2 separate regions of the Homo sapiens genome follow, and region 1 is linked to region 2. Evidence: read pairs that join two places in POLR2A ChIA-PET (ENCODE). Cell type or tissue: GM12878. All regions are shown on one strand. Each heading gives the region's core, and the rest is flanking DNA. Links, peaks and the distances in the headings are about the cores only. Region 1 has its middle 23 kb from the start of IKZF1. Region 2 overlaps SPMIP7 (sperm microtubule inner protein 7).

Region 1 (16,085 bases), core at 3,252-11,251, 130 kb after region 2:
GATGAAGACCTGAGAATTCCAGACAATGACAAAAAATAGGACCAACAGCAGTCCCTCCACTGCACTCAGCTGAGAGCTTCACCAGCAGAGGGGGAGTGAAGGCTAATGTCAGACACATTGAGCAATTAACTAGTTATTTTTATACACATAATCATAAGAACCCCTGAGTTACAGTCATCTATTGCAATCCAAATCGGTAGACCATCACCAGAAACTCAGTCTGCATGGAGTGCCCTGATGTCATACTTAATGACAACTTTTTAGACATATTTTTTTAAATCAAGCTTTTCTCTATTATTTTAAGAAGAATAAGGAGACCAGGAAAGCAGGTTTCTTTGCAGAATTTTGCCTGAAAGTCACTGTCTGTGCTATTTAATTTATTACAGAAATATATTACAGGATTTCCAAATTTTTAAAAAGGTGAAGCAGAATTAGCTTTGGATTAAATTTTCTGCTATTTCTATATACTTCTAGGATTTCATTGTATTCAACACAGTACTTCACCAGCAGGTAGGAAGGAAAGGGACATTTAGTCCAGCCCTCTCTGCTCTCCGCTCTTGACTAACTCCATCCGTTAGAGTGGGAATGGGTCGTGTCTTCAATGCAGCTTGCTCAGGAGGAAGTGGGCAGGAAGATCAGTCACCATTGCAGCTATCCCCTCAGCAGCAAGGCAGGAGTTCTCCTCTGGCCACAAACCCCGTGGACACTGAGGAACGGCAGCCCTCTTCACCGTGTGGGGCCACAGTGATGAGATCAACCCATGGGCCCCTCCTGCCGATTCTGCCACAAATGGGCCCAAGTGGCAGCCTGTGAGTGCCAAGGACAGAATTAGCTACCATCCTGGAATAGGGACCCTATCTTTGTTTGTTCATCCAGTCAACATGTATTGAGCATCTATCATGAGTCTAGATACCAGAAGGAAGCTCCAGATCCTGCTCTTGAAATCGCACACATCATGTTCACAAAATCTTGGGCATGTACAGCAAGGATAGGGAGGAGATCTAAGCAGCTCCATCTTGGAAGGACGATGGGGTCCTGAAAGGGATTTCTGAAACTTACTCTTCTCATCCTGCAGAGCAAAGTTTAAACATTTGTCTGAAGAAACAGAGAAAAAAAGAACAGCTGTGCAGAATAAACCCATTAAGTTCTTACAGAACAACCTATTTAATTAAGTGCTTGACATGTGCCAGGTATCATTCTAATTACTCTACACACCTATTTAATCATCACTTTACACTGCCTTAGGCCTGTGTACCAGGCATATCTCTGTGTACTTTAAAATATGAAATAATTCAATTCTCTAAGCAATCTTATGAAGGGTACTGTTACTATCCCGATTTTACAGATGAGAAAATTGAGACACAGAGAAGCTAAATAATTTGCCTAGGGACACACAGCAAGTAAGAGGAAGAGCCAGGATTCAAACACAGGCAATCTCACCGTGGACTCCATGCTTCTAACTCCAGTGCCTTATCCCAGGTAGAGAAGCAGCAAATGTCAGGCACAGCAGCAGGACTGGAGGTGTCTGTTTCAGTAAGAACCCATCCCTATTACCAGATATTCAAACAGGGAGACAGTTGTAGTACCTTCCACTGGGCTGTGGGGTTGAGGGGAGAGCTTATAATGGAAAAGGAAAAGTAAATTCATACCAGACGTGGGATTTCAAGTCTTAGCTTCACAAACTACCAGCTGTTCTGAGCCTCAGTTTTACCCATCTGCAAAATGGGGATAATGATATCTCCCTCGTAGAAGCATGATGAGAACTCAGTGATGCATGAATAACTATTCACACAGTGTCTAGCACAAATTTGGTGAGTAGCAAATACTCTCACTTCTATAGCCCAGGTCACGCCTTCCTGGATGGAGATTTACTGTGAAGCCGGATCAGGCAACACTCCTTCCTCAAGTGTCCCCAGCGTACCTGTGGCACCTGGAAAGCTGCCGCTAACAGCTTCTGCTGAACACGCAGACACAGAGGCTGTTCAGACCACAGTGATGTGACCAGGTAAGATCTGAGGCTCTTTCTGGTTCAAACAGTTTATGCTCCAGGAATCAAGATTATCATAATTACGGTAATTATCCATAATTATGATATAATCCATAATCCATAATTGGTATAATCCATGTGGTATAATCCATAATTATCCTCTTGTCATTATCATTGACAAGTTAATCAATAATCACAGAATAAAAATATATTGACATTGGAAAATTAGTTGAAGACTATCTTGGGCAAACTTCCTTTGCCTTTGATGTAACATATTAGCAGGAAACTAATAAAGTGAATGCAATACACTTGTTGAAATACAAGGAAAAATGTGTCATTACTCAATTCCAATAAAGTCCAGAAATAAAAAGAAATAATAACTTGTGAAAAAACTAGTAGTGATGTTGGGGAAAGGAGAATCTTACTTGTTTAATGTCACCTTGTAAGACTGAAATTTTTACAAAATGCAGTAGAAGATTCAAAATTTTCAGAATGTCTAAACAGAAAACTTTATTTTAGTATTTTCTGTCTAAAACTAAAAAAAAAAAAAGTTTTAGACAGGAAAAAAGTACATTGTTGCTGTCCAGATAGTGACAAATGGTGTCAAATGTTAATACCTAGCAGCTACTACCACTACATGTAAACCTGCTTTAATAGTCACTATGGAAGATTATGTAAGTAAAGTGATTGGGAGAAGAGAAAGAAAAAAAAGAGGAAGGGAAGGTGAGGCAAGAGATGATATGTTTTTCTAGTCTGATTTTACAATGGCTCAATTACTCTCTTTTACACTTCATTTACTCTGTGCTTCTAAATTTATACAGCTCACGAATGGGCCCCACCTCCCCTGGAATATTGCCCATCAGACTCCATATCTTAAAACACCACACCTCTGGCAGAGCTCCTGACCTTCTTTAGTGGTTGAGCTGATTGATCTCATTAATTGGCAAAAATCTATTTATTTCTTCTCTAATAAATACTTCCTATTAATTCGATTAATCTCTTTCCTAGAACATATGCTAAATTTAGAGAAGATTCTTCAACCGCAGAGGTACCATGATGCAGGAATATTTCTGTAATAGCAAATTCATTCTTTCCAGAACATTAGCCCAGAATTTTTAATAACCTTAGGAGCTATCAGATTTGCACACCACGACAATGGCTAAGTCTCCAACCCAATTTATCCTCTTACTCAGATACCCACTTTAACTAATTCTCGTGCTAGAAATGTATCCATTTTAAATTGGGAATTTAGAGGTCTCCTTGATAGAAAGCAGTAAAATAGTACGCTCTAATTTCAGGCATGTCTAATGGAAATCTTATTCCTAAACTGTTATTAAATTACTGGGATATTGTGCTTGTGGTTTATGTGACCCGTTACATATGGCAACATCTCTATTTAAATGTCATCTTGGGCCATCTTTTCAAAGACACATCAAAAAAATAACAAGAGCTATCGCTAATAAAGAAACTCATTTCTTAACAGTTCTCAATCAAATAAATTCTTTCCTTATTGGACGGTCAACAAATTAAACAATCAACAAATGTTCATTAAGCATCACAGGGGCAGGAGGGTCTATATATACTCCAATCAACTCACCCTGGCCCTCCTGGCAGAGATGGACTGAAAAAGAACTTTACACTTCCTCTTCCTTTCCCTTCTCATCCCTTTGTACATCCAATCCTTGGCTCCCGCATTATCTAATTATGTTCAATAACCATACAGAAAACGCAGCTCCTGAGTTTTGCAGGGAAAAAAGAAAACATACTAAATTTGCTTATAACAGAATTCCATGTAAGAGAAATTTGCATCTGGGCAGCGACTGGGTAGTAACAGAAGTTTTAGCAAAACTGAAGGACCCACTACTATGGGGGATTAAGGGGCACACAGAAAGTCTTTGGTGTTTTGGAACCAACCTGTATTCCAGAAGAAGAATCAGCCTCACAGAATGAATACTCACCCCTCTCCCATCTCACCCTCTGCCGTCTGATTCCCAACCTTTCCTTTTCTCTTGCACATTAGTTTAGCTGTCTCCTTTCTGGGCTAATCTTTGACCACACCAATGTCCTTGGCATCAAATCTTCACATGGGTTTCTTGTTTTGTTAAACAAAGACACTTTCTTTGTTTTATTTTTTTTAATTATTAAGATGCCTCAAAATTGTGTTGCATGAGAATAGCCAAAAATTGAGGAAGAAAACTCTTAAATTTACATCAATAGGGAAATAATTAAATAAAAAAGATGTATCCATTCAATGTAACACTATGCATTTTAAAAATAATGATATAGAATTGTATGTTTGAAGTTCAAAATTGTTCATGAGATTATAATTTTTTTTAACTACTGAGTAGACACAATAATATAAAATATACATAAAGTATAATGATTAGTCATGCAACAGTCATGAACTTAGCACTTGAGAAAATACTCATCATCCTTACTCTGAAGTCCTGGGGATGTCTCTAATCTTATTCTCTTCTGTACCTACTCAGAAAAAATCATTATCCTGAATCTTAGGTTTATTTCCTTATGTTCTTCAGAAAATTATTGTTATTTTCCAACATCTATTAAATAATATATGTCTTTGGATTTATAGGAATGGAAGTATAACTTTTATATTCTTTTGTGATTTGCTTTTTCCACTGAAGACTAAGTTCCTGACATTCATCTGTATTGATGTGTAGCGTAGAGTCAGCTCACTTCACCTGCTTTGTGGCCTCCCAATACAAGCATACATCACAATTTTTAAAAATATTCACTTCCCAGTGGACCTTCTGGTTTCTTAAATCTTTTGTTATTACAAAGGGTGCTACTAGAAATAATATTCTTAAATACTTCAATTTTTGCTAATTTGATAATATTCTAATACAGTTTTAATTTGCATTTCTCTAATTATGAATGAGATTAAGCATCTTTTTATGTGCTTGTAAGTCATTTATGTTTCTCCTAGACCCCTTCCTTACACCTTATACAAAAATTTACTCAAGATGGATTAAAGACTTAAATGTAAAGCCCAAAACCATAAAAACCCTAGAAGAAAACACAGGCAATACCATTCAGGACACAGGCATAGGCAAGACTTCATGACTAAAACACCAAAAGCAATTGCAACAAAAGCCAAAATTGACGAATGGAACCTAATCAAATCACAGAGCTTCTGCACAGCAAAATAAACTATCATTAGAAAGAACAGACAAACCAGAGAACAGGAGAAAATTTTTGCAAGCTACCCATCTGACAAAGGTCTAATATCCAGAATCTACAAGGAACTTAAACCAATTTACAAGAAAAAAAACAAACAACCCATCAAAAAGTGGGCAAAGGTTATGAACAGACACTTCTCAAAAGAAGACATTTATGTGGCCAACAAACATATGAAAAAAAGCTCATCATCACTGGTTATTAGAGAAATGCAAATCAAAACCACCATGAGATACCAACTCACGCCAGTTAGAATGGTGATTATTAAAAAGTCAGGAAACAACAGATGCTGGTGAGGCTGTGGAGAAATAAGAACGCTTTTACATTGTTGGTGGCAGTGTAAATTAGTTCAATCACTGTGGAAGATAGTGTGGTGATTCCTCAAGGATCTAGAACCAGAAATATCATTTGACCCAGCAATCCCATTACTGGGTGTATACCCAAAGGATTATAAATCATTCTACTGTAAAGACACATTCACATGTATGTTTATTGCAGCACTACTTACCATAGCAAAGACATGGAATCAACCTAGATGCCCATCAATGGTGGACTGGATAAAGAAAATGTGACCTATATACACCATGGAATACTATGCAGCCATTAAAAAGAATGAGTTCATGTCCTTTGCAGGGACATGGATGAAGCTGAAAGCCATCATTCTCAGCAAACTAACACAGAAGCAGAAAAACCAGACACCGCATGTTCTCACTCATAAGTGGGAGTTGAAAAATGAGAACACATGGACACAAGGAGGGGAACGTCACACACCAGAGCCGATTGGGGGTTAGGGGGCAGGGGGAGGGAGAGCATTAGGACAAATACCTAATGCATGTGGGGCTTAAAACCTAGATGATGGGTTGATGGGTGCAGCAAGCCACCCATGGCACATGTATACCTATGTAACAAACCTGCACGTTCTGCTCATGTATCCCAGAACTTAAAGTAAAATTTAAAAAAATTAAAATAAGTCATTTATGTTTCTTTTTTGTAAGTGTCTATTCAAGCCTTTTGTCCATTTTGCTATTATTTTTATTATCAATTTTAAAAATCTGAGTTGGAGGGTAGATTTTTTTCTAAAGCAAATGTTTGGTAGTTCACAATTTTATCTGTGATAATTTTATTTTAGAGAAATGGACTGAGAAAAGATTTAATTTTCATTTTTTTCCTGTGTGGATAACAAACTAGTCATACCACATAGGTATGAGTGTGTTTCTAGGCTCTCTTCTGTTCCATTGATCTGTTTAATTTCAATACCAGACCATTTTAATCACTGTTATTCATAATATTTCTTGTTGGCTGTTAAGGCATATGGCCCCACATTTTTTAGGATTTTCTTAGCTATCCTTAACTCTTGGAGCTCCTGACATACATATTAAAATTATCTTATCAAGCTCTTTAAGAAGAGGATGTTTGATTGGGATTGTATTGAATTTCTAAATCAATTTGAAAAAAATAACATCTTTAAAATATCAAGTTTTTTGATCTATGAACATGGTATATCTATTTAAGTGTATGATAGTACATTTACCTATATTTCCATCTAGACTTGTGTGTCCTTTTCTGTTTCTATATTATGAGGCGATTTCTTAGTTTAAAAGCTTGGAATAATTATATTTTTCTGATCAGGTTGTAATGATTCTCTTATTTTTTTCATAATATCCTTTACCTTAGAGTCTCTTTTGTTTAATAGGAATAAAGCTGCACCTGTTTTTATTTGTTTCTTTGTTGTTGGTTTTTTGTTTGTTTTTGTTTGTTATTTTGGTCTCTATTTGGCTATGATATATTTACCCACAGTTTCACTTTTAATCCTTCTGATAACTTGTATTATATGTCTATTGTAAAAGGTACATAGCTTGCTTTGTGTTTAAAATCCACTGCAAATCTAGTTCAATCTCAACTACAGAATTTGGCCTACTGAAATTTCTTTCAAGTAAGGACGTATTCTAATTTATTTCTTTTACTTTATGTTTTCTATTTGTACTGCTTTTTATTTTTTTACTCTCGCTTCCTTTTGGATTTAGGGGTTTTCTTCACTACCGGTTTGGAAGTTATCTACCTTATTCCTGTTTTTTAGTGGTCACCATAGAAGTGTTAACATGCATACTTAATATGAAAAGTTAATAAATATTTTTACCTCAATCCAAATCATGTTGAGACCTGAGAACATCTCCGCTTCAGACCTTTTCCTCCTAATCCTGACTTATATGCCTATTGCCACAGCTGCAACTCAACAAAGACTGGCCAGTGCCTTCGATTTCATCCAGATGGTAGTTTTCCTGAAGCTGAAATTCATTTCTATATTGGCACAGCCCCACCTCTCTCCTCCCAGGATCTCCCATCACCAGCTTTGGATGTAACTAGAAGGAGTTTATCCTCAGGCTTTGGTGAAATCAGAGAAAGTCAGAGGAGAAAACTGCTATACTTGACTACGTCTTTGCCAGGATGAAGATGACCAGGGAATATTCTTGTACCATATCTGCCCATCACTGAATCCAGTCCATGTGGGATTAGACTGTAGAAATTAAGAGTTGTGTCTATTACATATTCTATGTTTTTGGGCTCTATTTCTGGTTGTAAGAATATTCTAAGGTTCTTTTTAGAGAGGGGAACTTTGAGGCTCTAAGAGAGGAAGTGACTGAGGTCACCCAGGAGTCAGTTGGCAGAACCAGAAATAGACCCCAGGTCTCATTCTCAGTTCAGACAAGGCAGCATGTTCTGCTCTGATGTTGAGTGAAAAAGAAGAGAGAGGGAGAGAATTTTCAACAGACCATATCTGTGAAGTGGAAGCAAGAGAATTATTTTCCTTAGAACAGACCTTTCTTCTCCCCTTCCCCTCAAGCCTGTCTGAAACTCCTCTGCTAACTGGCTTGAGCACTTGGAATATTCCAGATGTAAGAAACGCAGACGGGCAAGAGCACCAGCCACCCTCCCACAGCTGCAGCCCAGATCTTGTGATTTCCGCCAGGCTCAAGCTTGGCCTCTTGGTTTCTCCTTGTCCCGTGTGCTGATTGTGGGAAAATTCTGCGTGGGACACGTCTTTTCTTCAGCACTCTGGGAGTTTGCCACTCCGGCCTCCCCCTCCCGAGGACAGCAGCAGACGTGCACATCTGCTTAGGGGCAGGGCTGGCAGTTCCCAGACTACTCCTGGAAGCTGCAGTAGAAGATACAGTTTACTCTGAGCTTCCGTCTTGTGCACCTCTGAAGTCCCCAAGGATAGGGCCTTCCAGAACAGAGAAAGCGTGGCATGCTCTGCTCCCAAATTCCTTGGGAGAAGAGGTTTCATTGTCCTTGGTTTCTTCGGCTTGTAAAACTTTTCTTTCCTTTTTCTTTTTCTTTTTTTTTTTTTTTTTTTTTTTTTTGAGACAGAGTCTCGCTCTATCGCCCAGACTGGAGTGTAGTGGCACGATCTCGGCTCACTGCAAGCTCCGCCTCCAGGGTTCACCCCATTCTCCTGCCTCAGCCTCCGAGTAGCTGGGACTAAAGGTGCCCGCCACCACGCCCGGCTAATTTTTTGTATTTTTACTAGAGACAAGGTTTCACCATGTTAGCCAGGATGGTTTCCATCTCCTGACCTCATGATCAGCCTGCCTCCTCGGCCTTCTAAAGTGCTGGGATTACTGGCATGAGCCACCGCGCCTGGCCAAAACTTTTATTCTCTGGTGAGGTTGTTTGAGGCTCTCCATGCAATCTCCCGAAAAAGAGACCGAGGCCCACACAGCATGAGAGGAGAGAAATGAGTACAAGCTAAACGCAGTCTCTTCTGATGGCCTCTCTTTCCCAGAAATAAGAGGTTATAGAGAAAACACAAATGGAATCTAAATCTGGTAAGATTTGCAGAACCTCAAGGTTTCGCTGGGTCAGGAACAGGGTAAAAATAGTCTCTGAGGATGAATCCTGGCCAGGAAAATAGAGACAAGTGAAGGACAGGGAAATACATTGTAAAATTTCACTTTTTCCAGCTTCCTATTTGGTTTCACTCTGAATTTTCTCTGAATCATTTATTTCTCACACCGCCTTCATAGCACTACAAGGAGCCAGCTACAGTACCAGAATCCAGGAGATGGAGGCATGAGGGCTTTTCAAATGTCCAGTGGTAAAAGGTATAGTAAAAATAGATCCCAGAAGTAGGCAACATACCCACAAAGCTGGCCAGACAAAGTCCTGGGATGCAGGAACCCAGCCACTCAGCACAAAAGACAGCCATGGAGCTCGCAGTGCAGACGCAAGGGCCCCGAGAAGAGGAACAGCCAAAGGTCACCTCGTTTTTGGAATGCTTCCAGCTATCCCAAACAAGCAAATGACGATCACATTTCTGAAAATCCTCACCACGGGGGCATTCCTGCTTCCCCTGACGGCTGGTTCCTTTCCACTGGCCAGTTGTTTCAGACACTTATGTCAATTTTCCTGGGGGCAAGCCTGTTCCATTTTCATCTAGTTCCTCATTCTCTCCAGAGGGCGTTATTATGTGCTAGGGTCATAGAGCCAAATAGATGGACTTGAAGATACCATTCCTCTGCCATTATGGTCATAATCGTCTTTTTATAAAGGACTGCCTAAAGAAATTCAGCCGTGAAGGTCAGCAATAGCAACAATAACTCACAGTTTAACCATTTGCACTTTGGATAATTAGTCAGGAGGAGAGTAACGGAGACCCATTCAGCTACCTAAAGTAAAAATTTGCGTTTGGTTTTATTTTCTATGTTTCTTTCCAGAATGAGGTGAGTCCCATGGTGTCCAGGGGCAGAGAGGCACCCGAGGCCTTTCAGAAGTTAGAAGGAGAAACAAGAAAGTCCCAGTGAGCTCAGCAGGAACCTCGGCCCCTCTCCTGCCTCCAGCAGGCCTTAACAGAGTCTTCTCTCTTCCTCTCTAGGGCCTCTCATTCCTATAACTCTGCAAAGGCATGTGCCTGTTGTGTTATACATATGAACACATATGAAAGCCCAAACCTCTGTTTCACAGCCTTCCTTGGCTATCAATCAGCATGTTAGGTGCCAATGCCAAATTCCTGGGGGTGAAAATCTAACTGACCCATTTGGAGTTAGGGGGCTGCCCCAGGTCCAATAAACAATGCCAAGAAGGTGGGGGGCTACAGGGTGAGATAGAGATACCTGCCCACTTTTTTAGTGAGACCTATGTAGACTTCCAAAACCTATCCATTACAGAGACTGGCTAAGAACTTTCACAGACTTAAAGTAGTTAATAAGCTTTGTCCGTCCTACCCTGTATAAGAAAATGGCAGCTCTAGAACCTTGGAGGAGAGATTACATGAGCACTTATATTCTTCCTTGGCACTCTTTACTTTGGCTAGGATTAAGCCTCAATGTGTGAGAAACTTTTGAGGGGGCCTGAGCCCTCCCTGGGTGTGGTCAATGGTAGCCCACATCCTGTCCGCTGAACAGATCAGTGTGTTAATGGGCCATGGGTTAGTTCACGCAGGGATCAGTTAGTAGTAGGTGGGTCCCCTGCACAGGTTTGTCCCCAGTACTAAACCCATTCCCACTATGCTGCTGGCCACAGGAAAGCATGAGCCAGTCAGTTTGGACAGCCAGCCTCCATCTGTCACTTGTCAGAAGGAAGTCACAAAGCCCAAGCACTCTGTATCATCTTTGTAAAGATGAAATAAAGAACTGAATTATTACTTGGAGGATAGAAGACAGGTAGAATACAAAGCCATAATGATGTCCACATTTCAATAATCTCTTAATTCACCAAATGATTTATAAAGAAGCCCCTGACTAGCATACATCTCCTCCTCTGCATAGCATTTATCACCCTGAGTGGAATTTGATCTCATTTCTGTCTTCCTCAGTAAATACTGGTGTTCTTGAATGAAAGCAGCATATTGTAGCCTCTTGTAGGCTTGGGGCCCAGCCCAGGATTTGGCATGTCGCTATAAACAGTTGACAGTGGATGGATGAAGAAATGATGAATGGAGGGAAACATTTAGGGATTAAAAGTCTGAAAGAAAACAGGAAGGGACTGAAAGGAAAGCGAAGGAAGGAGGGATGGAGGAAGGAAAGAAGGAAAGAAGGAAGGAAGGAGGGAGGAAGGAGGGGAGGGGAGGGAGGGAAGGAGGGTGTTCAGTAGCAAGTGTAACAATCCCAGTGAGCACAGGGGTCATGCATCCTGTGATATGGTGCCGCACACAAATGAGTGCAACCTCCTGGACCAAACCTCCTGGACCAACACGGACCTGGGACTGGGCTTCACTCAAGAAGCAAATGAGCTTGACCCAAGGCTAAAAGTTCTCAGTGTCATGGTCTTCAGGGAAATCCTTCTTTGCCTCCTCTTTGTGTGCCCTTTCCCTCCACTCAGGCAGCAGTGCTCTTCTGGCATCGCCCCAAATCAAAAGGGAAGTCACTCCCACTAGCCATTTGCTCTTATTGATGGATTACACTGCAGTGTGAATATGCTTCATCAACTTTAGCCCAGTGGTTCTTAACCATTTTTGGCAGGAGAAAAGAGAAGTTGGCTCGGTGCATCACAGACCTGCCCTGACATCTTGATAAAAGATATGGATCCTCTCCTCAGGGAAACGCACCCCCCACCACCCTTTAAATGCACCAACTCAGTTTCAGGGCTTCCCAACTTGAGATCTGTTATCAGGGTCTACTAGACTGTATTATTTGGCTCTTTTTTAGTTTTAAGCTTCTGATCTCTAATTGGGGAAGTCTGTTACTTAGAGGATTATCAAGCACCAATAACCAGATAGGGAGGAAGAAATTTCTCTGGTCAGAATCAGACTTCAAAGTGCACAAATGGAACCCTGTTAGACTTCTGGGTAACTGGGAAGCAGTAAGATAGCAGGGTGACATAGGAGCACTACTCCTGTCCTCTGGGATCTCACTGGCCCTTTGTGCCTCTCTTTCTCTCTCACACACACTGGCCACTGGATGGAAGTCCCAGAACATTAAAGCCCCTGGGAAGCCGCCCTCCATTAATGATTGGCATGTGTCAACCGGTTAGCAGCCTTGCTTCCTAATTTTCTAGAATTATCTACCTTTGGCCTTCCAGGACAAACTATCACATACATAATTTTTAATAGATCTTTTTTTTCTTTTTGAGATGGAGTCTTGCTCTGTCATCTAGGCTGGAGTGCAGTGGCACAATCTTGGCTCACTCCAATCTCCGCCTCCCAGGTTCAAGCGATTCTCCTGCTTCAGCCTCCCAAGTAGCTGGGCACATGCCACCATGCCAGCTATTTTTTGTATTTTTAGTAGAGATGGGATTTCACCATGTTGACCAGGCTGGTCTCTAACTCCTGACCTCATGATCTGCCTGCCTCGGCCTCCCAAAGTGCTGTAATTATAAGAGTGAGCCACTGCACCCAGCCTTCACAGATTTTTTTTGAGACAGGGTCTCACTCTGTTGCCCAGGCTGGAATGTAGTGGCATGATCACAGCTCGACCTTCTGCTGGGCTCAGTATTTGTGTTTTGTACAGATGGGGTTTTGCCATGTTGCCCAGGATGGTTGCAAACTTCTGAGTTCAAGTGATCTGCCTGCCTTAGCCTCCCAAAGTGCTGGGATTACAGGTATGAGTCACTGTGCCCAGCTGGCTTTATTTTTTAGAGCAGTTTTAGGTTTACAGCAAATTTGAGCAGAAGGCACACATTTGTTACAATTGATGAGCCTGCACTGACATGTCATTATCACCCAAAGTCCAAAGCTTGTATTAGGGTTCATGCTTGACGTTGTAAATTCTATCCATTACGACAAATATATAATGACATATATCCACCATTATTGTATCATACACATCGTTCCACTGCCCTAAAAATCCTCTGTGCTCTCCTAATTCATCCTTCCTTGCTGCCCCCCAACACCTGGCAACCACTGATCTCTGTGCTGTCTCCGTAATTTTGCCTTTTCCAGAATATCATAGAGTGGAAATCATAGAGTATGCAGCCTTTTCAGACCGTCTTTTTTAACTTAATAATATACCTTTAAGATTCCTTCATTTATTTTCATGGCTTGATAGATCATTTATTGTTAGCGCCAAGTAATACTCCATTGTCTGGATGTACCACGGTTTATTCACCTATTCACCTACTGAAAGACATCTGCTTGCCCCCAAGTTTGGACAATTAAAAATAAAGCTGCTAGAAATACTTACTACATGTTTTTGTGTGGACACCAGTTTTCAGTTCATTTGGGTAAATATCAAGTGAGTGATTACTGAACTGTGTTTGGTAAGAGTATGTTTCAGTTTGTAAGAAACTGTCAGCTGAATTCCACAGTGGCTGGACCATTTTGCATTCTCCCCAGCAATGAGTGAGACATCCTATTGCTCCACATTTCGTCAACCTTTGGTGTTGTCAGTACTTTGGATTTTCATCATTCTAGTAGGTGTGTAGTATTATTTCATTGTTTTAATTTACAACTTCTTAATGGCATATGATATTCAGTACCTTTCATGTGCTAATTTGTCACCTGCATATTTTCTTGGGTGAGGTATCTGTACTTCCATGCTGTTTATTCTACTGGTAATGAGGTTTCTTACAGCAAATGCTATAACCTTGTTTCTCATGAAATCGTTGTAACCCTTCCTTGTTGGCTTTTATTTTAGATCAATTTTCTCCAAAACTAAAATTTTGTCCTTATTTTACAAAATGAAAACCAAAATTAATTTAAATATTTGGTTTGTCACTAGCAATCCAGTTGATTACTTATCTTATAGCTTATGAATTGAAACCACCTTATCATTTTTAGAATCATCCAGAATCTCTTTTTAAAGTTGGTGACTATTTTTTTATTTCCTCTCTTCAATGAAGAAGTAATGGCTCAGCAAATAACATCTTCCAATTCCTTGGGTATAATAGAATGTAAGCCATTGGGCCAACTGCAATGAACAAACTCATCCTTCACAGATAATTTTTGGTCACTTTCTTTCCAATTCTAGTATACATTTCATTTCCCCACATGAAGGCTTTTAGGTTTTAGGTCACAATTTTTTTAAGAAAACAAAAACCATAAAATATCTGCACTTTCCTAATTTTACCCTAAAGCTCCATTTTCACTAAACAGATTAAGCACATGCATTTTTTTAACAACAACAAATCTGAAAACAGACATTTTAATTTGAAATATTTTGGGGAAAATATTTAAGGAAATAGTCGTAGATTATAAAACATACTGAGGTTACTCTTATCAAAACATTTGACTACTTCAAAATGCAGTTAAAATGACATTAAAATATGACACGGAAAGCACACTCAACAAAATAAAAAAAAAAGATAAACTGAACTTCATCAAAATTAAAACCTGTAGTGCATTGATGCCACTATCAAGAGAGTGAAAAGACAGCCCACAGAATTGGAGAAAGCTTTTGCAAACCACATATCTGATATGATTCTCTATACTAGAATGTATAAAGCCAAGTACATATTCAGAAGATATAAAATATCCAGAATATATTAAAGAACACTTACAACTCAACAACAAAATGACAATCCAATTTAAAAATGGGCAAAAGACTTGCCTATCATTTCTCCCAAGATATACAAGTGGCCAATAAGCACATTAAAAGATCCTCCATGACATTAGTTATTAGGAAAATGCAAATTAAAACCACTTTACAGTCACTAGAATGGTTATAATTCAAAAAAAAAAAGAAAATAATGGGTGTTGGTAAGGATGTGGAGAAATCAGAATATTCATATATTGCTGGAAGGAATTAAAATGAATTACAATGTGGTCCTGCAATTCCACTCCTAGGTATATACCCAAAAGAATTCAAAACAGGTGTTTGAGCAAAAACTTGTACATGAATGTTTATAACAGCTCTGTTCACAGTAGCCAAAAGGTAGAACCAACCTAAATATTCATCAACAGACGAATGGGTAAACCAAATGTGATATATTCATATAGCGGAAATTGCTCCACTATAAAACAGAATGGAATACTGATACATGCTACAATATAGGTTAATTTCAAAAACTTATACTAAATAAAGGAAGCCACAGACAAAAGGCCAAAAAGTATATGCCCCCATTTGTATAAAATATCCAGAACAGGCAAATTAATAGAGACAGAAAACAGACTAGTTGCTGCCAGGGGCTGAGGGCAGCAGAAAATGGGAGTGACTGCTTAATGGGCATTGGAATGAACAAGTTCTGGAAATAGTGGTGATGGTTGCACAACATTGTGAATGTACTTAATGCCACTGAATTGTATACTTTAAAAAGGTTATGACGGTAAGCTTTATGTTATGTGTATTTTACCACAATAAAAGAGACAATAAATGCTTCAAAGGCATGATTTAAATTAGTTTTACTAGTTCATTTTATTTCAGAAATCGGTGTTTACATTGTCTAAAGGTAGAATTAATCCATGTTTTAAGCTTTTGTTCTATACGGGGCAGAGAGAATGTTGTAATGTTTCTCACCTTCACCCTGTGTTCTTGGAGAGTATTTAATTTGGCTTATTGGCTGCAAATGTACATTATTTTTCTTTTTCAACTTAATTTGACCTCCACAGTTATGTGTTATAGCTTGGGGTTCAAGATATAGGATAGTTTCATCATAAATGCTTTTGGAATCATATTTATGAGTTTTTCTAAACTTTGTATAAGTCTGACTTGTAGTTACTGTTTTACAGTAAGCCCAGTCTTTCAATTTCCCAGTAAAGTTAATGGCTATTAAAATTGCATCTAACATTTTTGGACTCAGTTATCTCTTAGATTTAATTCAATTTTCTAAACAGCCTTTGCTTATTATGTATTTTCCTTTCCCTTCAAAAATGAATCAATTATTAGTTTCCAACATAATTTTGACCAAATTTAAGTTCTTATTAACACTTTTTTAATTCTATGAAGCAAGTCAAGTGAGTTATCTCAACTACATTTTCATAATGTACGTAGGCTTATTGATAATATTAAGTATTACTGCAATGATTAAT
Region 2 (16,085 bases), core at 3,419-11,418:
TCCTCCCAGTAGCTGGGACTACAGGCGCCTGCCATCACGCCCTGCTAATTTTTTCTATTTTTAGTAGAGAGGGGGTTTCACTGTGTTAGCCAGGATGGTCTCGATCTCCTGACCCTGTGATCCGCCCGCCTCGGCTTCCCAAAGTGCTGGGATTACAGGAGTGAACCACCGCGCCCAGCCGAGAGGAATCACTTTTACACATAGGAACTTGAAGGCTGTCGTGCTGTGCTTCGTCCTGAGGAAGGAGTCAGTGGGCTGGATTCTTCCATACATTCTGCAAGGAAATCATTGCTACTACACATAATAATTCTAAAAATCTAAAGGAAGGATATAGGAAGAAAGCTAATTTAAAATATTCAGGCACAACAATTTAGGATTGTTTCTTCTTTGATACGTATATCTAAATTTTGAAATGTTGTATGAAATATTCTTTCTAAAGAATCAAAACATATTATTTGGGGTCATTTCTTCAAAGAGAGTGAAGAGCAGTATGGCAACATTTTAAAGATTTGGTGTAAAAATGAACCACTTAACTTCAATAAATTTGGGCATATAGCATTCCTGCCTCATCTTGCTGTTAATTTCTGTTTTTAAGCAAATGATATTTTGAGCGAATCATATAAAAGAATTGAAGATATTAACTGTACTTACCTGATTTGGGCACTAGAGGGCCTCCAAGGTTGCAAAGTTTCTTCTTTTGATTCGCTTTCAATTTTTAACGGAATCTTAACCTGTTAACACAAAGAAATGTTTTTCATTTTTATTTATAAAATATTTATAGACACAGAAAGATATAGTGTCACATATAACATATCAAATAACGTAAGTAAACTCCTGTGTATCCCCCACCTAGTAACATACAGAATCTTACTCAAATCTTTTCAGCCATGTGTGTGGCCCCAATCTCATTGCCCATGCCTTCTGCTTCCCCAGCTCAGAAGCTATACTCATTAGACTTTATGCCTTTCTTTTGCTTACTTTTCTTTCTAGTTTTGATACATACATATGAATCTCTAAACAAATTATTATGTAGTTTCCACAATACTGCTTGAGCTACAAAGCAAAGTACAGGAGAATATAAACAATATGATGTCATTTGCATAGGAGCACATGCGCCTACTTTGTGCCAAGTAAGGTACAGAGAGCCATCCTATTGAAAGCAAATATGTCTCTTCTTGAATTTTTTTCATCTTAAAGTTTCTTGAAGAGAAATGGCTTTATGATAGTATCTTTAGGGTCCTTTTTAATGATTGGTGGCACTTAATCATGGCTGGGAAACACTGCTATACCCCTGCCTTTTCAGTGAAAGCCATTTTTTTTTTTTTTTTTTTTTTGAGACAAGAGTCTCACTCTGTCACCCAGGCTGAAGTGCAGTGGCGTGATCTCGGCTCACTGCAACCTCTGCCTCCCGGGTTCAAGTGATTCTCCTGCATCAGCCTCCTGAGTAGCAGGAATTACAGGTGCACACCACCATGCCTGGCTAATTTTTTGTATTTTTAGTAGAGATGGGGGTTTCGCCATGTTGGCCAGGCTGGTCTGAAACTCCTGACCTCAAGTGATCCGCCTGCCTCGGCCTCCCAAAGTGCTGGGATTAAGGTGTCAGCCACCACACCCGGCCCAAAAACCGTATTTCAGGCAAGGGTCAAGGCCATTTACTCTCTAGTTCAAGTGGCTTCAGCATTGGAATCACCAATTTTTCTACAGGGCAAAAGTTTTAAAAATTTCCTTCATTAGTTGATTTTGTTTTATGGTTACTAAGTCATCTGACATGCTCTGTGTTTTTTATATTGGTAGTGATTGTGCTAATAGCTTAAAAATAGTAGTTTTTATTTTTATTGTAGAACTGAATCTGATCATTAAAGAAAAAGTATAGAAATATTAATAACAATGACAATATAACCAAACTCTTATTCATAACCATTATTAACATTTTGGCATATTTCCATCTGTCATACACACTTCTAATCTTGCTTTTGTATATTTACATAGCTATGATCACACTACACAGAACATTTTTACCACTATAACATTACCACATAATTATGGGTACATGTTTTTATGAGCTTATCATAGCTTCTATTTGTGTAGATGTACTGTAACTGCCTCATTCACTTAGGTTACATATGTAAATTGTTTCCATATTCTTTATATGACTCTTTCTTGATTTGAAATTATTTACTTAAGTGACATTCCTTCAAAAGGATTCTGGGGTCAGAATATGTAAACATTCTTAAAAAGTTCTTAAACTTATGGCTATCATTTTCTTGAAGTGTTATGTGAATTTACAGAGGTTTGGTGAGCCAATGGTTATGCTCAGTATTTATGCTCACCTTTAATAGTAACATTGAAGCTCCACAAATAACTTTTTTCCAAAAGTGTTCATTATGAAAATAATTCAGATATTTTTGAAGTGTAGAAAGTAAAATATCTCTTTCATTTTCAATCCCAATATTAAAAGTTTGATTTCTTTTTAGACTCTTCCCCTCATGCATTTATGAATGTGTGCAACATATATGTACAAGTGTATTGTGTGTGCATGGATAGGTGGAGTGTATGTGTGTATGTAAGATTGAAATATGCACTAGATATTTTTGCATATTAAAATCTTTTTAATGGCTAGATGTATCCCACCAAATCTATAACAAGTTTATATTGCCCAAGCCCTGAATACTTTTCTTGTTGTAAACAATATAGCAAAAACAGCCTCTACATATATGTTTGTACACTTATCCATGCATTCTTTTGGAACAAATCACTAAAAATGAAATTGTTGCCTGAGTTTTCTTATTAAAATTATTTTTGAATTTGGTAGGCATGCCCAGTTACTAAATGGCATTTAGAGTTCAGGAACTCAAAATGTTAACGCAGTTTCTACTGCAGTTCCTAACTTATTATAACTTGAGACTAGTTTAGGAAATAGAAAGAATCCAAAATAGTCATTGGGTTCAACAAAAATTATTGAAGCTCAGTATAGCTAAACAATTATCTTTGTTTCTTCAACAAACATGAACTGTTGACCGGATCTGGGTAGTGTTCAGGAATTTTTTTAAAATGATGCAAATTCATCCGCACTTATAATCTGTGTCAAGCAGAAAGTTAAGGTAAGACTGAGATGAGAATCCTGCTTTTTCAGGCCTGGCACGGTGGCTCACACCTGTAGTCCTAGCACTTTGGGAAGCCGAGGCGGGTGGATCACCTGAGGTGAGGAGTTGGAGATCAGGCTGGCCAACATGGTGAAACCCCATCTCTACTAAAAAACACAAAAATTTGCCAGGCTTGGTGGTGAGCGCCTGTAATCCCAGCTACTAGGGAGGCTGAGGCAGGAGAATCGCTTGAGCCTGGGAGGTGAAGGTTGCAGTGAGCCAAGATCGCGCCACTGCACTCCAGCCTGGGTGACAGAGGCCCTGTCTCAAAAATGAAAAAAAAAAAGAATCCTGTTTTTCAAATCTGTTGTTTTTATCCTCTTCAGTATAAGATCCATATTCTTTGCAAGGGCTCGGTGAACAAGTTTGAAGATAAGCTCAGTCCCTTTTAGTAACCATTTTACAGTCCCATATAATTTCAGTGCTTTGCAGTCATGAGTCATCAGTACAAGGAACATAAAAATTGAATCATCTGTAATGGCAGATCTCTGTCCTTTCCCAAGGATATGGAAAGAGTGTTGGGGTACTTTTTCTTTTGTAACAGACTCTATTGTAGATTATATATACATATATATATATGTATATATATATATGTGCGTGTGTGTGTGTGTGTGTGTATATGTGTGTGTATATATATATATATATATATATATATATATATATATATATACATCTTACATATATGGGAGAGAGCCCTGAGATCTAACATATATGCATCTCACACTTGTATTTCCAAAGAATAAACAGGCTCAGCAAAGGTGAGGTGCAGGCCCAGCTAACAGAGCAGCACAGCCCATGCCTTCTGAACCCAAACCCAGCACTTGCAGTCACCATTTGCTTGTTTTTCCAAACTAGGCAGCTGCCTATGAGGTACCATCCTCCACTAAGTTATAATCTTTTATCTAAGGACGTTACAAGGTTTCATATTTACTGTGCTTTTTGACCTCAATGATTGCTCTGAGGAAGCATTTGCAAATAAAGAGGAATTGTCCAACATGGACCCCCAGGCAGCCCCTGGCACATGTCTCCCATGGAAAAGGGGGCTTCCCTGTCAGTCGCTGGACTGTGTTGCAGCTTAACAAAATTTTACCACAACCCAGGTTAAAGAATAACTCTATGAATAGTAGTTCCTTAGATCAGCCCAATACTTCTGCCTTTTCAGACTACTTTCACACACTCCCTCATTTGTTTTTCAAATAGTGTGATGAGGCCAGAAATGAAGGTGCAAGTTCTATCCCCATTTTGCAGATGAGGAGGCTGAGGCCAGAGGAAATGGCATAAAGAGCCAAGATCACTCATTTCATGAGTGGTAAAAAGTCCAGAGAACTGGCCTCTTAATCCCCAGGGCAAGCTCTTGCCTTAACTCACATTAAACGTGGCTTCTGCCTTTGGCAAATAATGGGTTCTTGGAGCTTTGAGTTATACTGTTTCTACATTCCCTCCTAAATGGAAGAATTGAAGATCCCAAGAACACAGGAGGAAAGAATATACCCACCAGATGAAGAGAATAATCAATAAACCTGCAATTCCTAAAAAATATCTTGTGGCCACGACATCTTATGATATTCAGAAAAATGCAATCCAGTGATCAAAGTCATTGCAAAATGATTCCAGTTTTATTTGCATTTGTCATTGAACAATAAAATCAGACAAACCCCAACTCACAATGGACTCCTGTCTTTTCCCCTCCAGCCACATCTGCCTCACAGTTCTCTGCAGTCCTTCCCTTCTCTCAGCCCTCTGGGCTGACCCTCCTTAAAGTCCAAGCCTGGAATTTACTACTCTTCCTCCGTCTCCCACTTTCTGCTCCCCTTGCCCACCCTAACTTCCATCCATGACCTGCTGCTCCTCTCACATGGGTCTGCACCTGCTGCATGCTGGGCACTGTGCCAGGCCTTTACTTGCATCACATCGCCCCCAGCACCCTCCAAGGGAGTGCAGCTACCCTGACTGATGGCCAATTATAGGTGAGGATGCCTGAGAAAACTTCAGTTGAGGTCTAAGTTCACACAGCTGGTCAGGGCAGCCCTGGAATTAAATGTGTCTGTCTCACACCCCCCTCCCTTATGTCGCATCCATGGTCTTTGTTCACTTGGGATCTTTAAACATTTAAATGTGCATTTTTTAAATTAAAAGTATTAGTGTGAAAGCTGTTGGGAGCTAAGTCAGCTTGATGTCTGCCTAGAACTGTAGCTGATATAGAATGGCTCTAAATAAAAGACTATCACATTGATTTGAACCTGCACTTACACCCCACCCTGTATAATTGCAGCCCACTGTGAGCTAATGAGGCTCTCCTGGCTGGGCTGGGAGTAATGCCAATGGTCCTTCCTATTCAGTTCAGTTGCACTGAGGTCCAGTTCTACCACTTGCCAGCTTGGTTGGTGCTGGCCATGATACTTAGACTTTCTCTGTGTCAGTTTCTCCATCTATAAAATGGACATGATCATAGGACCTATGACACAAGATTGTTGTGAGAATTAAACAGTCAATTTACATCAAGCATTTAAAAGGGTGCCTGGAATATAGAACATACTCAATGACTATTAGTCATGTTTACAGTGTAGAGTGAGAATTTCTATGCATGCCTAAATTTTATGCACATATACAATACATATATTCTACGTATAACATGGTTTTCTCCACATTTTTCCTCTCATATTTAACTTATATACCATCTGTGCTCCCTTCTTCTGAGTTACTAAACTTCTTGATTTTCTTAAATTACTTAATTTCTATTTTATCATGTTTGGTTGAGAACCAATTCATTGTAGACTTGGGCAATAATATATTCAAATTTATCAATTAGTGAACAAAATCCTGGCTTATTTGGAACTAGGGAGTACAAAATAAGGTATTTAAAGGACTAGAAGCTGTGGAGCAAAGGCAAAAATGAAGACTTCTTATTTTTAAGTGGGTCTCTGCGTCTCTCTACTTTCCTCAAATGGGGAGTGGAATTCTTTGAACATGCGACTAACCTGGAAATCCATTTCCCGGCTTGTATGTTTCAGTATCTTTAATAGCTTTGTTCCCTCCAGCTGAAAAATAATATCTCCTATCAGCAGCAGTCTAAAGTGTTCCCCAGAGAGTATTCTCCTCTTAATATAAGGTCGCTGTGTTGCACTTAAGATGGCAAAATTCCCCTTGTTATGGCCATATGTGCCAGGGTTAAATGGAGTAGATTTAGAAGCAGTGTGGGTGAGGACTTTCGTTTTCAAATATTTGGCAATTTATTATGCAACTGAATTCATTCCCAAGACTGAGCAGCTAATCAGTCTAATCTTCCATGAAATGTTATTATTAAATATGATGTAATCTAATAGCATTAAGACAATGTAACATATGATACCATTTAGCATCAATAACATGCATGCCACAGAGGCACAGAGGCTGTGCAATGTTTTTTATCAAGCCTTTCATGTGATTGACAGATGGCCTGCGTCCATCCCTCTGACTTCTTAACTGCTCTGATGGCAGGATATGACTTTAGAGGCATTTTAATTCTGCAGGTGTTTTCAAAGGCAGTGGAAAAAACCTTTCACACAGATGGAGGGGATTTCCTTTGTAACATGCATGGAAGCTTTAATGAATGGTTGGGGGAGAGACACACGCATGAATAACTTTGCCTCATTCTGGGTTACCTCTCTAACTTACAGCTGCACTTTTCCAACAAAATTCCAAAAAATCCTGCAGGGCACTGCCTAGAATTCAGCAGCTTCAGTTCACTCACCTAGGTCCCTCCAGCAAGCTTGACAATGTGGCTGTAAAACAGAGGCTCCTGAACTTAGCAGCACAGGAGAATCATCTGGAGAGCTGTCAAAAGTCCCAGTGCTCAGGCTACACCACTTACTAGTTACATTAAAATATGGGGCTGGGCCGGGCACGGTGGCTCACGTCTGTAATCCCAGCACTTTGGGAGGCCGAGGCGGGTGGATCACAAGGTCAGGAGTTCAAGACCAGCCTGACCAACAGGGTGAAACCCCGACTCTACTAAAAATACAAAAGTTAGCTGGGCATGGTGGTGCACACCTGTAATAGCAGCTACTCAGGAGGCTGAGGCAGGAGAACCACTTGAACCCAGGAGGTGGAAGTTGCAGTGAGCCGAGATTGTGCCACTGTACTCCAGCCTGGGCAATACAGCGAGATTCCATCTAAAAAAAAAAAAAATGTGGGAGTGGGAGCCAGGCATTGGTACCTTTCAAGATGCCTCTGAGATGTCAGTGTGCAGCACCATTGGGAACCTCTGTCTTAGCATCTTTTCAGCTGTCTGTACTGGATAAACTTTGCAATCCCCATGTGCATGGCCCTTATTTTGTAAATGTTTTATTTCTTTAAATTACTGTATTTCAACTGAAATTAGTTTAGCATCTATTAAGTGCTAACAATTTGCTAGCTGTTTTCATATTCATTGAAGTCTCCTCTAATCCCCAGAGTGCCCCTAAGAGGTTAGTGTTGTCCTCTTCATGCTGCAGTTGACCGAGCTGAAGCCCAGAGAGCTTTCTTCACTGGAGTAAAACCTCACAGTTGGTTAAGGGGCAGAGTCAGGCTTGCCACAGAAGCCTGCTTCTCGATGCAGTGGGCTGCCCCCACTCTTTAGCTGCCTTATTTTCCTAGTCTCACAAAATCTGTTATTTTGTACTGTTTATTCTGCTGTTGCCATAGATGTAATTTCCCTTCACTTTGTTAGTCTCTGGGTGTCCTTGATTATATCACCTGCAAGCCAATAAGTCATCACCAACAGAGTCATAAATTACACAGCTGGAAGAGAATTAGGAGATTTATTAGTGCAATTCCCTGCCTGATATGTATTTTCCCCCTAACATTCTGATACTTGCACATAATCAATGTGGGAAGGACACCAAGAAATTGCAGTGTGAATCCTTCTCGTTTCCACTTCTCCCTCACCCAAGTCCTTCCGGTTGGTATCACTACCCGGGGTCAGGCTGAGGCTAGAAGGCTCCAAAAGACTATGTCCAGTCCAGATCCCAGAGATGACATGGGGAACCGGGGACTGAATCTTCCTCCCAACCCTTAAGCACACACCCCTTTCACTAACCTCTCTTCTGCCTGCCTTGTCACCTGATACTTTCAGGAGCAACTCCTATAAGCTCCAAATTTTGAAAATTACTCCTAAGATAAGTGGTTCCTGGAGAAGGCTTTGTGTGGCTTACTGGTCGTGTGGGAAGGTCATGGATATAACCAAGGCAGCCATTGAAGAACCATTCCTCCACCACCCACAGAGGTTTGCTTGTTGCTACTGTGTTGCATTTTGTCTGGGCACCAATTTTGAATAGGGAACCATGCCACAAGGATGTCCTGCTCTCAGAGAAAGGTCCAAGGATGGCAAGTGAAAGCCACTGAGATGAATGAAATTTGCAATCTGCCCACTGGCCCTTTCCTCCCTGGGGGCAAGTTCATGATGGTGGCCTTTCTTATTCCTCCCTGAGGCCAGCACAGTAAGCTGAGGCCATGGCGTTGATACGACTCTGCAAAGATGGTAGGCTATTACACAGAGCCTCATGATCTGTAAATGTTGTGTTCTTGGACTTTGAAATACAATTTAAATCTTATTTTCCTCAACTCCTTGCAGCACACAGGATGGAGCTTCATGCTGGGCCTGTCCCATAAGCCTTACCCACCTCCTAGGAAATAATCTGTGTAAACCAACTTGTGTGCTATCATGGCAAGAATATTCATTATTCTTCACATTCCTTCCTCTGAACTACCTACTTAAGCCTTTCTCTTGAATGCTCGTTTGCCTTTTCTGGAGAGAGAGAGCTTTTATACACACTGAAGAACGGCTTCTTCACTCTTGTGTTTTCCTTTTATCTCCCACTGTCCCTGGTGGAGAAAAGAACAGGGAAGCAGAAGAGTCAGTGGAATTCAAACTAAACTGTTTAAATTCAAATTCTAAACAGACTGTTGTAGAATTAATGCTGGTGTACGTTTGTTTCCAATGGGCAATTTTAGGAAATCATCTGAAATTTACAATGCAGTACATTAATGGTGATAAGAAAGATATCTGATAAAAGTAACAATGCTATAAATGTAAGAGTGTATATTCATTAATATTAGAGTCTGCATTACAGAAATATGTGTGGGATACAGGTCTGCCACTCTGTCAAGACCTGGTATCTTCCTTCATTATGAAACAGAGCTCAGCAGTGAGTCATGTTTGTAAAAGACATGGAAATTTAAAATAGCAGAAAAACATGAACTTGAAATAAATTTTATCGACCCCAGCATAGGGCTGTTATCTAAGTACCTGTGCATCAGCACGCCCCAGGCCTGCACTGTTTCCTTTTTGGACAGCCCAAGTTCCACACCTCATACAGGAAAAAAAAAATTAGACTGCATATTTCTTTATATTTTTCATATTTGGGTGCTAGTTACCATGACAATTTCACAAATCATCATTTTAATTTCCTCTTTTCCTCCTCTCTTAACTCTTCACTTTAGTGCTGCAAATATTCCAGGATATACCGGCAAGGTTCATTTCACAGCCACCCACCCAGCAAATTCTAATATTCCATCAACAACCCCATCACCAGATTCAGAACTGCACCGGTAAGTATGAATCCTATTACTCAATTTGCTCAGATACATTAGGAGGGGAAATCCTAATTGTGGTTATTCCATTAAAGAACAATTAAATAGTAAAAGCAAATTTACATTGTTTTTAAAAATGTGGCATCAAGTCCGAAACAGAAAAAAAGATAATTTTCCATTTTCCTACTGAGGGGAACTTTATTAAGCCTTGTATGTGTTTCCTTTTTGAATCTTACCCAAAATTACACTGAAAACCAGGTTTAGATTAATGTTATTACGAATGTGGCCAAAAGGGGCATATGAAGGTATTTCAGGCGCATTAGAGGAATGGCATCTTTACTTCTTAGACTCACAGCTGTGCACACACATCACCCTTCTGCATGATCATCAGAAGACACATGGAACATACATCAGATACATAGTTACTTCTTGTGAACAGCCACCTTACTTTTATAAAAGAAAAAATTCTGTTGAAAGTCACATATATTTTTAAACCCACATTTTGCAAATTGAAAGCAGGAGATGTGGCCAGGCATGGTGGCTCATGCCTGTAATCCCAGCACTTTGGGAGGCTGAGGTGGGCAGATCACTTGAGGTCAGGAGTTCGAGACTAGCCTGACTAACATTGTGAAACCTTGTCTCTACTAAAAATACAAAAATTAGCCAGTGTGGTGGTGGGCACCTGTAATCCCAGCTATTTGGGAGGCTGAGGCAGGAGAATCACTTGAACCTGGGAGGTGGCGGTTGCTGTGAAATGAGAGTGCCACTGCACTTCAGACTGGGCAACAGAGTGAGACTCCATCTAAAAAAAAAATCCCAGAAAACAGGAAATGTTAGATGCAAGGTTACTGAAGATTCCTTTATTTGAAGCTACTAGTGAGAAGGAGCACATGGTTACTCATTTATTATAACTCAAATTTGAAAGCACCTGATGGAATTCCTGGCATTGCAAACGGTTTTGAAAATGCAAACACAGTCTGAACGATGTCTAGTTGTTGGCCCAGTGCAGATGAATATGCTAGCACAGTAGGAAGGCAGACTAGAGGGACGGCAGTTCGCCCCCAAAAGGAGAGCTTGTTCTAGATCACATTCTTTTGGTAGAGGATTCATTCGTTTATCACACATTTTATTTATTTATTTATTTATTTATTTATTTATTTATTTATTTAAGACAGAGTACTCTGTCACTCAGGCTGGAGTGCAGTGGTGCGATCTCAGCTCACTGCAACCTCTTTCTCCTGGGTTCAAGAGATTCTCATGTCTCAGCCTCCTGAGTAGCTGGAATTACAGCCGTGCACTATCACGCCCAGCTAATTTTTGTATTTTTGGTAGAGACAGGGTTTCCCCATGTTGGCCAGGCTGGTCTCAAACTCCTGACCTCAAGTGATGCTCCCGCCTTGGCCTCCCAAACTGCTGGGATTACAGGCATGAGCCACCGTGCCTGGCCTTATCAAACATTTATTGAGCATCAATTCTGGGCCAGGCACTGTTCAAGACACTGAAGATACAGGGATGAACAGACAAGGTCCCAGCTTTTAGGAGCTTATTTTCTGGTACGAAAGATAGACAGTAAAGAAGCACACAAGTAACTGAAGAAATGAAATAATAATCTTAGCTAGTGAAATGAAAAAGAAAGACTGATGTAGGAGAGAGTTCCTCAGAAGGGGCTTATTGAGCTTTGTGGTCAGGGAGAGCTTTCTGAAAAGGTGACTGTCAGGCCATGGGTACCAAGCCAGAGCTCCTGCTCTGATCAGCTTCTTAAAACTTTCAGAAAGGCAATGGCTATAAATGGGAACAGCTGCCATGCATGGGCCTCTTGGGCTGTGGTTTCTGGTCCACCCAGCTGCTAATCCTTTTATTCACTCACCCATTTGCTGGTGGATTCACATGATCTTTTACTAAGTCAATGCATGTTTACTGTGCTCCAATAAATCACAAGAACTGCTTGCAAGGAGCTCACCATCTCTCAATGAGAAATAAACAATTGCAGCAGAGGATGACAAAAAATGTCTTAACACTAATAATCACTTCTGTTGGCTGAGTGCTTTGTGGGTACTAACTCATGTCACGGTCCCAGGAACCCTGTGAGGAAGGGAATGTTACTATCACCATTTTACAGATAAGGAAACTGAGGCACACACAAGCTGCCTGGGGCTCTGGGAGGGGGCACTAGAGAAGACTTCACAGAGGAGTGGCTCAGGCAGTGACTTGAAGGAGTGGGGCTTGGTCCCACGTAATTGAGGGCAGCAAGCATTCCTCATGGCACAGTAAAGGCACCCTAGGGGGTGGCTCTCAGGCCCCGACTAGCCTGTTGTAGGCCACTGCATACAGACAATTCTAAGCATCCCACAAGCCCTGTGTGCCTGGCCTTTTCTAAGGTGCCTGCCAATAGGAGGCTTTATCAACACGTCTCACTTTCTGGATTGGTAATTTTCTAGCATCTCTCCAGGCCATTTGATGAGAAACATTTTAAAAGGAGGTCAATGGCTTTCTAGGCTGATAACTTGCATTTGTTTTTTTCTCAAGACACATTTTTTTCCCAGTCTCAATATTTGCATGTATTTAAAAAATAAATTCTGTTGTGTATATCATCCTAACAACATGATATTATGATGACATATGGGTATATAGTAAAATGGTTACTATAGTGAACACATTAATATCCGTCATCGCCATAGTTACCCATTTTCCCCTTCCCCCTGTGGTCAGAGCAGCTATAATCTACTCAGTTAGCAAAAATCCTGAATACGATGCACTATGACGCCCTGTAGTCCTCATGATGGATCTTATGTCTCAGGCTTGTTTCTCCTGCGTGTCTGCTACTTAGCATCCTTTGACCTACATCTCCCGTTGCCTCACCCCCCACCGAATCCCTCATAACCACTGTTCTATTCACTATCTCTGTGTATTTCACCTTTTATTTCTTTGTTAGATTCCACATGTAAGTGAGATAGTGCAACATGTTTCTTTCTGTGTCTATTAGCAAAATGACTTCCAGGTCCATCTGTGTTGTGCAAATGGCAGGATCTCCTACTTTTTAAGGCTGAATAATATTCCATTTTCTTTATCCATTCATCTATCAACAGACATCGAGGTTGTGTCCATATCTTGGCTATTGTGAATATGATGCAATGAACACAGGAATGCAGATATCTTTATGAGGTGGTAATTTCATTTCCTTTGAGTGTATCTCCAGAGAAGGAATACGTTATTTTTATGTTTAATTTCTTTAGGAAACTCCATACTGTTTTCCATAATGGCTTCACCAACCTACATTCCCATCAACAGTCTATCATTTCTCTACATGCTCATCAACACTTATTATCTCTTGTCTTTTTAATGGCAGCCATTCTAATTGGTGTGAGGTGATATCTCACTGTGGTTTGTATTTCCCCGATGAGCAATGTTAAGCATTCTTTCATACACCAGATCACCATTTTTGTTGTCTTTGGGGACATGCCTGTTCAGGTCCTTTGCCCATTTTTTAAATTGGGTTATATGTTTTCTTGCTATTGAGTTGTATGAGTTCTTTATAAATTTTGGATATTAACCCCTTATCAAATATATGGTTCCCAAATATTTTCCCCCAGTCTGTAGGCTGCCTTTTCATCTTGCTGATTGTTTCCCTCGCTGCACAGAAGTATTTTAGTTTGACATAGTCATATTTACTTATTTTTGTTTTTGTAACCTAAGTTTTGGGTGTGATACACAAGAAACCATTGCCAAGGCCAATGTCAAGACACATTTTGAAATGTTATAAATCCATTTCCAAAGGCAAAGCTGGTAGACATTTAGACAAGTAATATATATTTACTTCATGTGAGGGACATAAAACAATGTCAAAATTAAATACATCCTTGTACTGATCATTTAGACTCACTGTCCAAAGAGAGTGGGATGAAACCTTGTGGCTGGTTCATGATTTAGGAGGGATCCGATGCAGAGATTCTTTGTCAGTGCAGCTATAAACAATGCTAATCCCTTTTCTTTTTTGTGCACAATCCATCTTCTCACCCCCAAATCTCAGACCCCACCCTGATTTCTGATTGCTCTAACATATCTACACAACACATAATCAAGCCATCCAATGTGTGATAAAACGTTCCTATTATCTTTCAGATAAATCCTATTTCTAAATGAAAAACTGTCCCCTACTGTTACTCCCAGAGAATATAACTTGTATCTTTCAGCCAGACTTTCACATCCAGATTCAGGCCCATAGCTGACTCTTGGGGGTCCTCGCAATCCCTCTCAATACACACATACTACACACATGGCTGTCATCCATGGCCCTCACTATACACACATACTGCACATACAGCTCTCATCCATGGCCTGAGTGGGACCCATCGCCCTCTGAGGTAGCTTCTCTGGGATTCTTATTCTCAGGGTGCAGATAACTCTCTAGAAAAAGTGACACTAACCAAAGTGTCACCCACAACTAAGTGATGGCTCGTGCTGGGCCCAGATGTCAAGGCCTGCACCTCTGCCTTCTCCCCTAACAGCAGCTCCTGGCAAGCGGTGGTGTTCTGGCATGAAAAAGCATGGTGCGGAGGGGCAGGAGGGAATTTAAACGTGTAAAAACTCACTGTGCTTTCATAAGGACTGTGCCCTCTAGCAGGAAGGCCTGGCCCTTATGATCAGAAAATTGGGCCTTCCAGGCTCTTCACATCAAAAAGTATCACTCTGATTGTATCTAGCACTATAATTTATTTTTCTAAAATTTTCCAGTGAAAGTATGAGCCTTGATCTCTCTCTGATGAGTGTCATGAGAACATAGTGAGCTAACTTCCTCCTGACTGTTTCTGCTTGATCTGATGCATTTTTTCCTGTTATTTCTAAGAAGTCATCTTCACACGGGCATCCCCTGGGAACTCCTGAATATTAGCCGCTACTGTACTCTCACTGCTTCTCTGCAATAGGTTCCTCACTTATTAAGAGCTAATGCCATTCCTGTGGTGGCTGTCTTCAAACCTCCCTGTGCCACACGAGCTTCCAGTCACTTCCCCACGCCCCTCTCAGCTGGTCTTGCCTCCTGCTTGCTGGGGCACCCAAGGTGACCCCTTCATTTTCCCTGCTAGTGTCCCCTCCTCCTCTCCATATCCCAGGCTCTATTTCCATCACTGCTGTCTCCCTTTTCCCCCAGGAAGACACACTCTTACTTTTCTAAAATATTGATCATTATTTCTGAGCTCTGAGTCCTGTGGTCCCATCAGTCCTGCTTCCTCCCTTCTGCCCCGCAGTGCTGGCCTCTCCCAGCTGGCCAGTTGTTTATGAAGAACCCCAGCGGAGTCTCCCTGTGGCTTCCCTGTGAGCTGCCACCCTGTTCTCCCCTCTCGTTCCTTTCACTTCTAAACTTCTTGAAAAAGCAAACAGCTAATCTCCCGTGCCTCCTGCCTTCACTTCCTTCCTGCCCACTCTCTCCTGAACCTGAACCTCCTGGCTCTGGATTCTGACACCAGCAGTCAAGTGACATGCTCCTGCCTGCCAGGCTGTACACTGGAAGGGGGACAAGAGAGAGGCCATTGGATCCGCTTGATGCAGAGGCAAGGAACAGTGCATTTGGCTGGATCTCTGTAATCGAGAAAACTGCACTGGTGGTTTGGAGGTTTTAAGTTGTTTGAGCCTCAAATGTTGATGCCAAGGGGTCCATGGCCATATACTCCCACACCATATTTGGAGCAAAGTGCACAGGGACCCCACAGTGCCTCAGGATGAACATTGGGATGGAATGCAAACTGAGAGGAAGGGACAGTTCAAAGAGATTTGAAGTGAGTAGATGGGATGTGTTAGAGGTGGAGAAGAAGGGATGTGACCTGTCTCCAAAGTCGTGAGCAAGGGGAATACAGGCGCAAGTGTTTTTCTAGCTCCCATTTCCACCGCAGTCCAGTGTTTCTTGCCCACACCCTCCCACCAGAATGTAACCTTCACAGAAACTTGCCTTCCCACCTCTGCAGCCATTTCTCACAACATATAATATACATATGTGTATCTGTGTGTATTTATATAAAGCAAAATAAAATATTAGTTCAAGGTGATCATAGCATAAAACAAAGCCATTTTAGATGTGGTCACTATATAGAGGGTTAATTTTAATTATTTTTAATTTTTTAATTTCCCATACCAGCATTGTAACTCGCTGCTAATACAAGCACTGCATTGTGTGTGTAATTCAGATAGCAACAAATTCACAGCAAAATTATTTCAGGCCACGGGCTTGTGGGGTTGCTCATAATAGCTGGCCCAACTCCTGTGACACTAGGATAGCCATCTCCAGGCAGAATAGGGAGTTTGGGAATGCCAGTAACCCAAGGGGATAAAACTTCACTTGCAAAGCATTCCACATTTTCAAAGCTTTTTTAAAAAAAATTATTTTAATTATCACACCAAACT

What was found. Peaks named below come from ENCODE experiments on the same cell type or tissue, not always from the same donor. Only the 100,000 strongest peaks of a DNase experiment are listed, where the experiment ranks them.
Region 1: POLR2A ChIA-PET joins it to region 2 with 13 read pairs; 2 of 35 experiments call an interaction of 5 or more read pairs at or near these places.

What each region holds. Positions count from the first base shown.
Region 1 is chr7:50,273,913-50,289,997 of GRCh38, forward strand. No RefSeq gene overlaps it. Among named protein-coding and RNA genes, the nearest start is that of IKZF1, 23 kb to the right of the region's middle. RefSeq lists a silencer at 1,900-1,969 and an enhancer at 8,075-8,364. In GM12878, for the core only: no CTCF peak of the experiment used is centred there; DNase peaks (open chromatin) are centred at 8,059 and 8,189; H3K4me3 peaks cover 3,212 bases; H3K27ac peaks cover 3,267 bases.
Region 2 is chr7:50,141,848-50,157,932 of GRCh38, forward strand. SPMIP7 (sperm microtubule inner protein 7) reads left to right here. Exons shown (of 9, transcript NM_001161834.3): 8 at 9,603-9,710. Among named protein-coding and RNA genes, the nearest start is that of SPMIP7, 54 kb to the left of the region's middle. RefSeq lists a silencer at 3,940-3,989. In GM12878, for the core only: no CTCF peak of the experiment used is centred there; DNase peaks (open chromatin) are centred at 4,324 and 6,684; H3K27ac peaks cover 1,681 bases.